Linked DNA regions of Homo sapiens: region 2 is linked to region 1. Evidence: chromatin contacts called from ENCODE Hi-C or POLR2A ChIA-PET data. All regions are on one chromosome and are shown on one strand. Each heading gives the region's core, a stretch centred on a gene start or an enhancer-like site at or near the end of the contact. The rest is flanking DNA. Distances are from core to core; before and after follow the strand shown. Region 1 holds the start of NAP1L1 (nucleosome assembly protein 1 like 1). Region 2 holds the start of TMTC2 (transmembrane O-mannosyltransferase targeting cadherins 2).

Region 1 (6,062 bases), core at 1,255-3,754:
AATTGCTTGAAACCGGGAGGCAGAAGTTGCAGTGAGCCGAGATCGCGCCACTGCACTCCAGCCTGGGCAACAGAGTGAGACTCCGTCGAAAAAAAAAAAAAAAAAAAGCTCAAAGGTATCTTCAGGTCAGTCACCTCCTACCCCTTTTCTCATTTTATTTTCTTTATAGCATTCACTTATCAATTATTTATTATTGATAAGTGAAATTGTTTTATTACTAATATTTTATTAGTAAAATTATTTTATCTCTAATCATTTGCCTCACCTCACTAGACCATAACTTCAATAAAATCAAGAACCGTGTCTTTCTTACTAAATGCTGTATTTCCAGAGTCCGAAGTTGTGCCTGACATAAATATTTGTTGAATGAATGCATAAATGTCTGCCCTTCCCTGAACTTTAATGGCAAAGACTTAGATTTACAAACTGGTTCAAAAGACTATATTACAAAGGCATGCATTATTAGAAATATTTTATTGTTTAGTTTCTTAGATTGGCTAGGATACACTGAAAAAAGAAGAGGAAGCTGGAGAAAAGGGGGAAAGAGCATATGTACTGGTAATGATAACACCTAAGTTATAGGGGTTGGTGGGGGGGTGGTGAAACCTAAAAAATCCAGAGCCTTCATGAGCGAAGTGCCGAAAATTGATGAGGCTCTCTGGTGTGGGATAAAAACCACCACAAAAGCTAACTTCTCAATTTTGTCTCAGAAATTCTGCTACCATAAAGATTTATGGAAAGAAAGTGAAAGTTATTTAGTTCATTTTAATATGCTAATTACCTTGCATCGTGCACAGCTTTGATTAAAATGCAACATTCCTGAAGTTCTTATTGAAATTAATGTGTCAAATTTATGTTCAAACTGAGCACTGGTCTACCTTGTTTATGTATAGTGGGTTCTTCCTGAAGATCCATTATTGATGCTATTATGCTCCTTGTATCATTACATCATTGTTGAGAAGGGTGTACAGGAATAGGCTATGAGAACAACAAAGGAATTGTATATGAAAAACTAAAATGAATGAATAAACAGAGTCGTCTGCAGTATAGAGTGGGAAGGCAAATAATTTCAATGAGGTTCTGGAGGGCCAAGGAAAACATTGTATCCCCTAAAACGGAAGATAAAGTTGCTAAATGTGTGGATTACAATAGGGGATTCTAGGCAGTTTGAAGTTTCAATAAATGCAAGATTTAGAGAAGAGGTTCTCAAACTTTGTGGTCTTAGGATTCCTTTACACTCCTTTAAAAGTTGAGGACCCCAAAGAACTTTTATGTGCATTACTGATACTGATATTTATATCAGAAATTAAAAGTGAGAAATTTTAAGAGTATTTCATTTAAAAACAATAAAGCAATCAAATATTAACAAAAAATAATTTTTATATGAAAAATAACTACTCCCCCTTGCCCCCAAATCGAGTTTTTGCAAATCTCTTTAACGTCTGGTTTAACCGCAGATGACTGGATTCTCCTATCTGCTTCTATTTTCAGTCTGTTTCCTTATCACATGTCACGTAGCCTCCGGAAAACCCCACTGTACACTTGTGAGAGAATGAGAATGCAAAAGGCAGTCTTGACATTAATATGGAAATAGTTTTGACCTTCCCCATGAAAGGGTCTGGGGACCCTCAGACCATACTCTGAGAACAACTTTTTGAGTTAGTATTAGTCAATTCATCATCACTTGAAAATTAGCTATGAGGTTTTACAAGCCTGAGGATTTAATGTGATTTACTTTTTCAGAAAGATGAAACAACGGACGTACTGAGTGTCCTCATTATAACGCATCCAGAGAATGCACAAATATGCCATTTTCATCCGTCAAAAGAACTGAAGCCGAACTGACGGACTGTACATCAGTTACGAGGATGTGGCGGGGGGTTGGGGGGCAAAGGATGACGAGCACCCCCTAAAGGCGCGGAGACCCGCTGGCATAGGAGAAGCAAAACTGTCAGAAGAGGCCGCCGAAGTGGTCTAGAGGAAAAAACTGTTTTTCTTAGGCGGGGAAGGAAAACGGTTACCGGGGGCCGGCGAGTTGCAGGAATTAGGCCTTGACAGGGAGCGTCCGCCGTCTAGGCTGCGGCGAGCGAGGGACCAGGCGACTGGCGCCAGCCCTGAGCGTTCCCAGCACAACGCCGAAGGGGGCGGGGCGGGCCGGGCGCCGGGCACGCGGGCCAGGCCTTCCCCACAACTGATGGGGTTGAAATTTCCTTTCCGGCTCAGCAGGGAGAAAAGATATGGTGGGGTGCTTAACAGAGGAGGTTAGACACCGGCGGGAACCAGAGGAGCCCAAGCGCGGCGCCTGGGCCTCGGGGCTGCAGGAGTCCTCGGTGGGGGTATGGAGGTCGCCGGGGAAGGAGGACGGTTCAGTTGCTAGGCAACCCGGCCTGGACCCGCCTCTCGCTCGCGTTGCTGGGAGACTACAAGGCCGGGAGGAGGGCGGCGAAAGGGCCCTACGTGCTGACGCTAATTGTATATGAGCGCGAGCGGCGGGCTCTTGGGTCTTTTTTAGCGCCATCTGCTCGCGGCGCCGCCTCCTGCTCCTCCCGCTGCTGCTGCCGCTGCCGCCCTGAGTCACTGCCTGCGCAGCTCCGGCCGCCTGGCTCCCCATACTAGTCGCCGGTAACGGATGGGGGCCTGGAAGGGAAGGGGGAACGTGGTGTTGGCTGGGCGGCCTGCGCAGATGGGAGGGCCGGAGGGATGGAGGGACTGGGAGCCGGGAGTCGGGGCCGCTGGCCGCCCGTGGCCTCCGGGGTCGTCCTGTGAGGTCGGACAGGACCGCGGAGTCCGGACCCCGGAGCCTGAGAGGGGCCCCGGGGCCGACCAGCGCTTTTATCGGGGACGGCTGAGGCGACGTAGGGGTTGGCGCGGCCTGGAGGCCTAAGGTTCTCTGAGCTCCACCGTCTTTTCCGCGTGGACCGGAGCGAGGCCGCGGTGACGCCCGGGTGCCCTGAGACTCGGCTGCGCCGCGAGGACCGGGAGGCCCCCGGCGTACGGGCCGGGCCGAGTGCAGAGCCGGCCGCCTCTTGGACACCCCCCTGCTTTTCCCTCAAAAATAATACCAGGAGGGAGGCCGCTGGGAGATGAAAAGAACGGCGGAGGCTGCGAATTCCGACGGGAGGGAGGGGCTGTGGAGGGACGAGTCCCCGAGGCGGGGAGGGGGCGGGGGAGGCTGCGACGCTCCCGGGCTCTCCGCCCATTGGGGGCGGCCGCGCGGGGAGGGGAAACCCCCGGCGGCTTCGCTCCACACGTGGTAATGGGCTTCATGGCCACTGGCTGGGCCTGGTTGGAGACCCTTGCCCTCGGTCTGTGCTTACTTTGAAAGTTGTAGAGACGGTGGAATGTGAAAAGGAAGGGTAAGCGAGTAAGCCCTGTCCCTGGGTTTCAAACTCTTCCCTGCTTCTCTTTGGTCTTAATCTTTTTATTGGTACCAGAGATTGTGGATGTTAGCTGATGATAAGGAAGGGCCTCCACTGCTAGTATTTTAAAAAGTTAACGCGTATATAGCGCTTATATTAACTGTTATTAGCAAAAGGTTGTTATTGTGTTTCCCAGGTACTGTTAGATGGGTGTCTTGATCAGGGTTTTTTATTTGGGGAGTATTGATCCTGATCGATCTAAACCCCTAAACCAAGCTTGTCCAACCCGCGGCCCAGGACGGCTTTAAATGTGGCCCAACACAAATTCATGAGGTTTTTTTTTTTTTTTTTTTTTTGGAAAAAAAAGCTCATCAGCTAGTTAATGTATTTTACGTGTGGCCCAAGACAGTTCTAGTGTGGCCCAGGGAAGCCAAAAGATCGGACCACCCCTGCAAACGGTTCTTAGATGAAAATAAAATGTTTGGCCCTTTATGACTTTAATTGTTCTTGGCTGTCTTATAAATTAGTTCCTTTATTGAAGTCACTAGAATAAGATACTTAACGGTTTCCTTTTTAAGATGGGAGGTGGGATGGAATGAGGTGTTAGTATAAACTTTGCCAAGTTTGTAGCCTGCAACCTTGTCAATGAACCCTACTGCCCTAAAGATCTGGGGGATGGCAGTGTAGGGGGGCTGGGACTGAGGTCCCATCTGGGAAGGCTAGACTTTGAGAGTGCAAAAAGGATGAACCAGGCGCAGGATGTCCTCAAGGAGCCCGTATTTTAGACGGTCACTGATCAGTTTTGAAACAACTACATTTTAAAAATCTCACTGCTACATTTGAAGATATCCCACTGCTGCATTTTAAAATTTACACTGCTTGCCTGGTTTCACAAGAGCTGTAAAATGAAATTTGGCCTTTTGAAAATAGGTGGATTCAAAACATCTTTGGAAACGAGTATCTGGGTCCTCTTTTTTTGGTCAGCTTAAATTAATACTCCTATACTTTGGAAGTAATATACATTACCTTTGATTGAATAAGGGAAAAACCTTTTATGTATAGGGTACCATTTAAAAATCGAAGGGAAGTAAATGACTTTTACAGTTATTTTCAAGGCACTCTTGTGTTTCAAGCTTGTTTGAAGTTGCCCAAGTTTAAATAAATGGCCTAAATCTATAGTTTAGTTCTAAGAATACTGTCCTTTGGAGAATGTATGGAACTAAACCCTGGTAGGTGGACTTGGACATCTTCTGTCATAAAACCTGACTTTCATAGATTCTCCAAGTCAACATTATGTTAGTAAATAGAAATTTAAAAGTTTTCACTATACCAATTTGAATATCTTTCTAAATTTTATCTGCTACAAAGTGCCTATTTTTATATTAGGCCCATTGATTTGCAGAATTATAAAGCTAATACTGAATATGGTAAATTACTGCACTTGGCCTTTAATGAGATTTTTGAAACGAATACCTGTACCATAACTAATGTAATCCAAAATGCCATCTCATTTTATTCAGCTTGCTCCTGTTGGCTCCTGGTAAAACTGAGTTGATTCTAAATTCTCAAAATATATTCAAAACTAAGGGTCTTTTTGTAGAAGGGGCTAAAGAAGCAGTATCTGTTGGACTTCAAAGGTCTGAAGATGTCAAAATACAATATTTTATTCACTTCTTGGTTGTAAATTTGAAACAAAGGATTAGAGAGAATGACTCATCAATATCAAAATATTAATGATCAGTGTATTCAGATCTTCAAGTTTAATCAAACCTGTAATTGTGTTCTCAGTTTAGTCTTTGGGTAACTATCTAGCACCTGTATGGACATGTATCTTATGTCATGAGCAAAAGAGGCAAATTGGTTGCTTAGATGTAGAATGTTAAATTGTGATGAGAGCTATAAAGGAAGGAAAGGGTAAAGGGGTCAAAGAGTAATACAGCGTTTACACAAAGGAACCTGTTATAATTTGATGATTTTAAGTTCCATTTCAAACTAGTTTCATCTAAATAAGTTTTTGGGCAGAATAGGGGTTAGAAGGAGAGAGTTGTTACTTTACACCTATCCATATGTAAGTCGTTTAGCACAATGACTACAGAACATTAGAGTACATTAGTGGGCTTGCCATAGAAAATGGCTTCTATACCTTTGGTTACCAACTCTGCCTTTTACTTCCTGCATATTTGTATATATTTTTACTTATTCAGAAGTTTTGTACATTTTAATTTTTATTGGGAAACAGGGTTATATATATTTTTTCCTTGTGGAGACAGGCTCTTGCTGTGTTGCCCTGGCTGGTCTTAAATGCCTCACCTCAAGCGATTTTGCCTTGGCCTCCCAAAGTGCTGAGTGTATGGGTGTGAGCCACCACACCTGTCTAGAGTTATAATTTCAGTCTTGGAATTATTTTCTAAAGAGGGTACAGAAGAGCATAACAGGGATAAATAATGTAATAGGCAACACTGATTGATTATTCAGGCATTGTTTTAAATTCTGTGTGTATTATTAGCTCATTTAATTTACTTAGAGACAGGTAGCATCAACATTTTAACAAGGAAAAAAAATAGGTGTGGAGTGGTTAGATAACCCGTCCGTGGTTACGTACGTGAGCAGTGATAACTTATGATGAGATAATTTTTATCCTGGTTTTGAAAGAATGTTGACTTACACTGTTCTGCTATAAATCAGCATGAATATTAGTTCATT
Region 2 (6,062 bases), core at 1,507-4,006, 6.6 Mb before region 1:
GTCCAGTCCTAACACTTCTGATGACTCAAGAGCACAGAACAATTATACCTATAGAAAAATGCATATCCAAATTTAACCTTAATTTTTAAAGAATGGCTTCTTCTGATGTGTATTTTCTTAAGGATTAGACAGCAATGAACAAGGGCATACAATAGGAATACTTGATTCACCACCGTGTTCTATAACAAGTTGCATTATTATAATAAGTTTCTTTTTTTAAATAAACTCTATATTCTTGGTTTAAATGCTTACTATTCAAACTGCCCCCAAGAGCCAGTAACTGCCCACACTGACCCAAGGTGGTTTTAGTGAAAAGTCACCCATCAAGTTGCATTATTATAGTAAGTTTCTTTTTTTAAATAAACTCTATATTCTTGGTTTAAATGCTTACTATTCAAACCGCCCCCAACAGAGCCAGTAACTGCCCACACTGACCCAAGCTGGTTTTAGTGAAAAGTCACCCATCTTTGGAAACAAGGGCTTTTTCCACGAATATGCTAGAAATAGCAGGTGCACCATTACACAAAATTGGAGAGAACAGAAATTTACCTCACTCCTACAGACCATTTCTCAGAGCATGCTGTGTAGTTGCTAAAATCAGTATGCTGCGTAAAAGTTAAGAAAAAATGTATGTCTAACAGTGGTTCCCTATCAACTAGCCTCTGGTAGGCACTACATAAAATGCATTAAGACGGGTTTGCTGGATGTTCTGGCACCTATTATCAGGTGATTTTTTAACAGAGATGTGAAGATGCTTTTAGCAGGAGAATGGGCACACCAGAGAATACAGAATGTGGCTAATTACGACGAGAAGAAGATTCTGCCTTCACCTCCCCTCACTGTCAACCACTTTGCGTAAGTGCTCTCACTGCCTCGCCCTAACCCTGGGGATCCATTCACTTTTCATAGCTCAGAGAGGCTGCTGAAAAGCTGTCAAAGTAAATCTGTGCTCACTTTTTGGATGGTTTAATTTCAATGGAGCATGAAACACCCCAGGACGGTTAATAAGTTTAGCCAGGCGTGCTGTTATCCCTAATATATTTTAATTATGCATCTGTTTTAATTGTAATCAGATTAAGACACCGGAAGGACACAAATTGGAATTTTCCCTAATGGATATAGGGGCTTTTCATCACTTTCTGAACACTAATAACGTTTAAAAGATAGGAAGAGACACCAACACAACGGTGACATTTTCCAGAAATCGATGCAGTTTCTTTGACAACACAGTTCAGGTCTCATTAGCCACCCAAACTAACCTAAGTGCAGAAGACAACTTCAGTCTCTAGGGGCGTCTTCTTCTCCAATTAGTACAAAAGAACCACTAACATCTAATGTACAACTCCCAAACAGAAATGAGAAAGCCGAGGCTTTTATAAAGTGCTGCCCAATGGATTGGTGAAGGAGGCTAGGGCGGCGGGAGAGACCATCAGCAGCATTATTTTGGCTCAAAGTAAAAGTCTATACACGTTAAAAGGGAAAGTTAAAGCAGAGAACGATCTCCCTTTTCACAATTTTGGCAACTATCAAACGTGTGTTTTAACTTCGGGAAATAAAAGTGTCCCATCAATAAAAGGAAACGGGACAGGGAGGATCTATCAGGGATCGAGGAGAGGCTTCCTCCCAACCAGACGTAAAATCACTTAATGTGCTTTGTTGCATCAAGGAATACCTAAGACTTTAATTTAATACGTTCATTAAACAGTTTCCCAAATTGCCGGGATTTCCGCTAAGAAACTCAAGCGTCTGCCAACAGCCGAGAAGCAAGGGAGAGAACCTGCTGCAAACTAGGAGCGGAAACTCCCTCGGCCCGCCCAGCGCGCCTCACGTCCCCGGTGTTTGATTTAGGTGTTAATGTTTACGTGTCGCCTAAACCATCAGGTGCTGAACCAGTTCCTCCAAGACGCACTTTGAGCCTTAAAGAGGGAAGCTTCAGAGCCACTGCGGAGTGTGCCCCCTGCAGCCCGTCGCCCCCTCCTCTCGGCCCCTTACCTGTCATCATAGCAGAAATCCGCACTCAGGGTGTTGAGATACAAGGCGAGCCCCAGAGCGCTGCTCACCAACTCTGCAATCATCTCTCCACCGCCTTCCCTCCGGCTCGGCTCCCAGCGCGAGGGCAGCAGCGGCAACAAAAAACAGAAGCATCAATCTCCACCTTCCGCCGCCTTCTCCTCCCAGCTTCACTTTTCCCTCGCTTCCCCACCCTCCCTCCCTCGGGTCCTTCCAATCCACGACTCCTCTCCTCCTCCTCGCGCCCGTCTCCGCAGCTCCTGCGTCCTCCCCGGGTGCGGGCTCACACCACACTCCCCATGCCCGGCGCCCGCAAGCGGTGAGCGGCGTTTGGGCTCCGCGTCCCCCGGCGGAAGCGCAGGGCTGGTCTTTCGCGCGGGTCGCGATCCCCACCCTAACCCATGGCAGTTTGGGGCGTCCTAGGTGAGGAGTGGGACTCGGAGGAGGTGGAAGGGTGCGGGATGGGGGCAGAGGGACCGGACCAAGCCGGGCTCTGGGACCAGCTGGAGGAAGAGAGAGAAAGAGGCGCGGGTGGGAGGGACAAGGCGAACCGCCTCCCCTCGCCGCCTCCCGGGCGCACTGCTCCGGTGTCGCTCGGGCGGACTCCGGCCGCCAAGGCAGCTGCTGCACATTCAATGTTTATTAGCTCCCTCCCAGCCCCAGCCCCAGCCCCAGCCCCAGCTCCCTTCTCCAGTGAAGTGAGAAGCGGTGGCTGGAGACTCCAGAAGCTCCCGCGTGGGGTTCTCGACGCGGCCCCCCGCGCCTGCGTGACCAACCCTCCATCCCGGCTTGGCCCAGCCCCTTTCTCCACCCAGATCCTCCCGGAAGGCTCCTCCTACCCTGCCCCTCGGGCTGGAGGCTCCTCCCACCCTCCCCGGCCTGGAGGCTCCTCCTACCAGCCTCCCGTCCTCTTGTTTCTTTCACCTTCGATTTCACTCTGGAAAGCCCCCGGGACCCAAGGGCGACGGCTGGAAGACAGCCCAAAGGAGTAGATACAGTGCACCCTGGGAGGGGAAGCTGGGAGAAAGGAGGTCGAGGAGGAGGTGGTCGGTCGCCCCGCTGCTGCCTGGCAGCGCCTGGCACGGCTGAATCTCAGCCACAGCGCTGTGTGTGCCAAGAGCTGCCAGGCGTAAGTCCGGTCAGCTGGAGAGACTTCTGAGACCGGGAGAGGAAGAACAGGTTTGGCGACTGCTGCAGCTTCGGTTGTCACAAACTCACTGGCGATCTCTCACGCACACTGTGTGTGAGACTAAATGGGGGGGAGGAGGTAGTATTGGAGAGCTTGGAGGCAACTTAGGAAGGAGAGATTTCAGCTCTTAGCCTACGGTTGGCCACAATGTCAGTGGAAAGACGTGTAGGGAGAGAAACGTTTCCTCCTTCAGTAAGGTTAAAAAGAAAGGACCCCAAAAAGGGAAAGAAAGACACACACACACCCCGCAGCAACTGCCCGGGGACCCCTTCGTGGTTTCAGAGGGACTGTCGGGTTGACCCTGAGAACACAGGAGAGAAACCTCTAGTGCAAGCCGGTACAGCATTATACTTAAACCTAGTAAGGCAGTAAGCTAATGCCCTTTCCTTTCCGCTCGGAGGCAGGACTGGATGGAAAGCATCCAACATGGTGAAATATGGTGTAGAATGGTCTGTGTAGAACAAGCTCTGGGTACTAAAGTTGCAAGACCAAAGAGGACCCAGGGCTGCCTGACACGCCTCCTCCCGGCTTGTTGGCTTTCTGGCCAGGAGAGTAGCTCCGGTGCACCGCGATGTACACTACTGCAGCGCCCCCTGCTGCATAGTAACCACAAGGTGTGGAAGACAGGTCTGTTTTGCATGCGGGCCGACTGGTTCCAACCAAGAGCAGCACCTAACCAGCAAGCTCTCCGAAACTGTGGCAAGAAATTGAGCCCCCTGGGTGTCTAGCAGTGGCCTGGAAAGAAAATACCGTGGTCTGGGCTTCTGTAGAACAAAGCTACATATTTCCCTGATTTCACAAGGAAATCTGAGAAATCTGTATTGGATACACACAGATAAAATGATGAATATTTATTAATATTATACCTGTTATGCCATCCACAGTAGCACATTTTTTGTGCCCTGGACAAATATATGTAAACAAAAATAAAAGGAATTATGTCTTTACAGGTAGGGACTGATCTTTTACCCTTTTCCTCCATAACCTTTGCTCACTTGAAAATTTTGAAAATCATATCAGTTAGTCCATCCTGATGCTCTGTGTCTCTCCAATGCACTTACATGCTGAGATATATATAGTATATATAAAATATGTATATGGTGTCCTAGAACACTGAAGGAAGAACACATACTGTGGGATCAGATGTTTAAGTTTGAGTGCATACTCTGCTATTACTATTTGGGCGATCTTTGGCCAGTCGTTCAACCTCTTTGTGACTCTGTTTTCTAATCTATGAAACAGTGATAATAATAGTACTTATCTTATGAGTACTGTTATTATGAGTATTAAAGTAGTTAACCTATGTAAAATATCTAAAAGGGACCAGGAAAGTGCTACAGAAGTATTAGCTAGTATATCATTATTACTATGCTTTCTAGCTTCCTCGTTTCATTTTACTTGTTAACAAAAACCTGGACAGTTACCTCCAAAACACATCCTATCACATCTTTACTACTTGAGTCCACAGCCCAGCTGCCCTCATCTCCTGCATAGACAAATGCAGTAGCCCTCTAAGTGGTCCCCGTACTTCTACCCCTGCAATGCCTCCCTTCCCCAATTTTAACTTTAGGCAGAAGTTTCCTTTGAAAACCTATACATTCCCAATTTTTAAATGTTCCACAACTTCCTGTTGTATTTTTAAATGTCCAACAACTTCCTGTTTTACAGCTAATAAAACTAATTCTTACCATGGCCAGCCAAGCCTTCATTTAGCCCAGACTACCCCTCCCGCTTCATGTTGTGTTCATATGTGTACAACACAGACATCCTTCTCAGGAACTAACCACTTTCTCTTCCTCCTGCATGAGGTTCTTCTCCTCAAACCTTCTCTAGCTCCTTCTCACCATTCAGGTCTTAGCTCAAATGGCATAACCTCAGAAATAAAGTAGGCTCTCCCCCATCAATCTCTATCCAACCACCATGTATTAGTTTCTTCATAGTATGTATTAGTATCTGGAAGCACCACTGAGTGGAAGCTCCATGAGGTCAGGGATCCTGTCAGTCTTCTTTTCCACATAAAACCCAGAGCCTATAACATCTGGACACGGAGAAGAAACTTTAAAAAGATTGTTAATAAATGAACAAAATAAATGTGCTTAGGAGAAACTACGTAACAGCTGGAAAATCCAAAAATTTTCATCGCTGATTTATTGTTTGTCGTTAGTGTTAAAGATCGTGAAGTATTAACCAAGGAGAGAGGAAGGGAGCAGGTTCACAGTTTTTCAGAATACATCAAGTCTGCAGGAATACCCGTGAAGGGGAGTCACATGGACAGGTCTCTTCAGTTATTAAGAGGACTCAGATATGTAAAAATATTAGAGAGCTTTGGGTTCCACATGCTAAAAGCTTGTAAGCCTTTTCCACAGCTGTGTTCATTTTTAAGGCTCCAATAGTTTAATTTAATTTTTAATTTTTTTTTTTTTTTGAAACAGAATCTCACTCTGTCGCCCAAGCTGGAGTGCAGTGGCCCGATCTTGGCTCACTACAACCTCTGCCTCCCGGGCTCAAGCGATTCTCCTGCCTCAGCATCCCCAGTAGCTGGGATTGTAGGTGTGTGCCATCAAGCCCGACTAATTTTTGTATTTTTAATAGAGACGGGGGTTTTACCATGTTGCCCACGCTGGTCTTGAACTCCTGACCTCAAGTTATCCACTTGCCTTGGCCTCCCAAAGTGCTGGGATTATAGGCATGAGCCACTGCGCCCAGCCATGGCTCCAATAGTTTTAAATAAATTTTATACACTCCTCCATCTCCTCGTTTTCTCCTTTCCCCACCTCCCAATACCTCTGAATTGGAAGCCTAGGTGACTGGGAGATGGGCTGTAAAATGGCACATCTTGCCTTCCCTGATAAACAGAAGGCTG

The links. A loop is a pair of places that touch in the nucleus more often than their neighbours do. ChIA-PET counts read pairs that join two places held with the same protein, here RNA polymerase II (POLR2A). Pooled maps may share reads with other maps.
Region 2: a map of naive thymus-derived CD4-positive, alpha-beta T cell shows a loop between it and region 1 (14-fold over the local background). The contact joins the promoter of TMTC2 here to the promoter of NAP1L1 in region 1. A Hi-C loop is called at or near these places in 1 of 168 maps with a recorded cell type or tissue (naive thymus-derived CD4-positive, alpha-beta T cell) and 4 of 50 pooled maps. POLR2A ChIA-PET finds 5 or more read pairs at or near these places in 1 of 52 experiments (T-cell).

The regions. Positions count from the first base shown.
Region 1 is chr12:76,081,127-76,087,188 of GRCh38, reverse strand. NAP1L1 (nucleosome assembly protein 1 like 1) reads left to right here and starts at 2,504. Exons shown (of 15, transcript NM_004537.7): 1 at 2,504-2,622. It overlaps LOC124902970 (a long non-coding RNA gene), which reads right to left and starts at 2,104. Exons shown (of 2, transcript XR_007063379.1): 1 at 2,022-2,104; 2 at 456-978. RefSeq lists silencers at 2,070-2,229, 2,670-2,749, 2,890-2,939, 3,010-3,069, 3,120-3,189 and an enhancer at 2,233-2,774.
Region 2 is chr12:82,683,600-82,689,661 of GRCh38, reverse strand. TMTC2 (transmembrane O-mannosyltransferase targeting cadherins 2) reads right to left here and starts at 2,756. Exons shown (of 12, transcript NM_152588.3): 1 at 1,993-2,756. The coding sequence starts at 2,075. RefSeq lists silencers at 1,736-1,795, 2,156-2,205, 2,776-2,875, 3,726-3,805 and enhancers at 2,916-3,125, 3,146-3,295.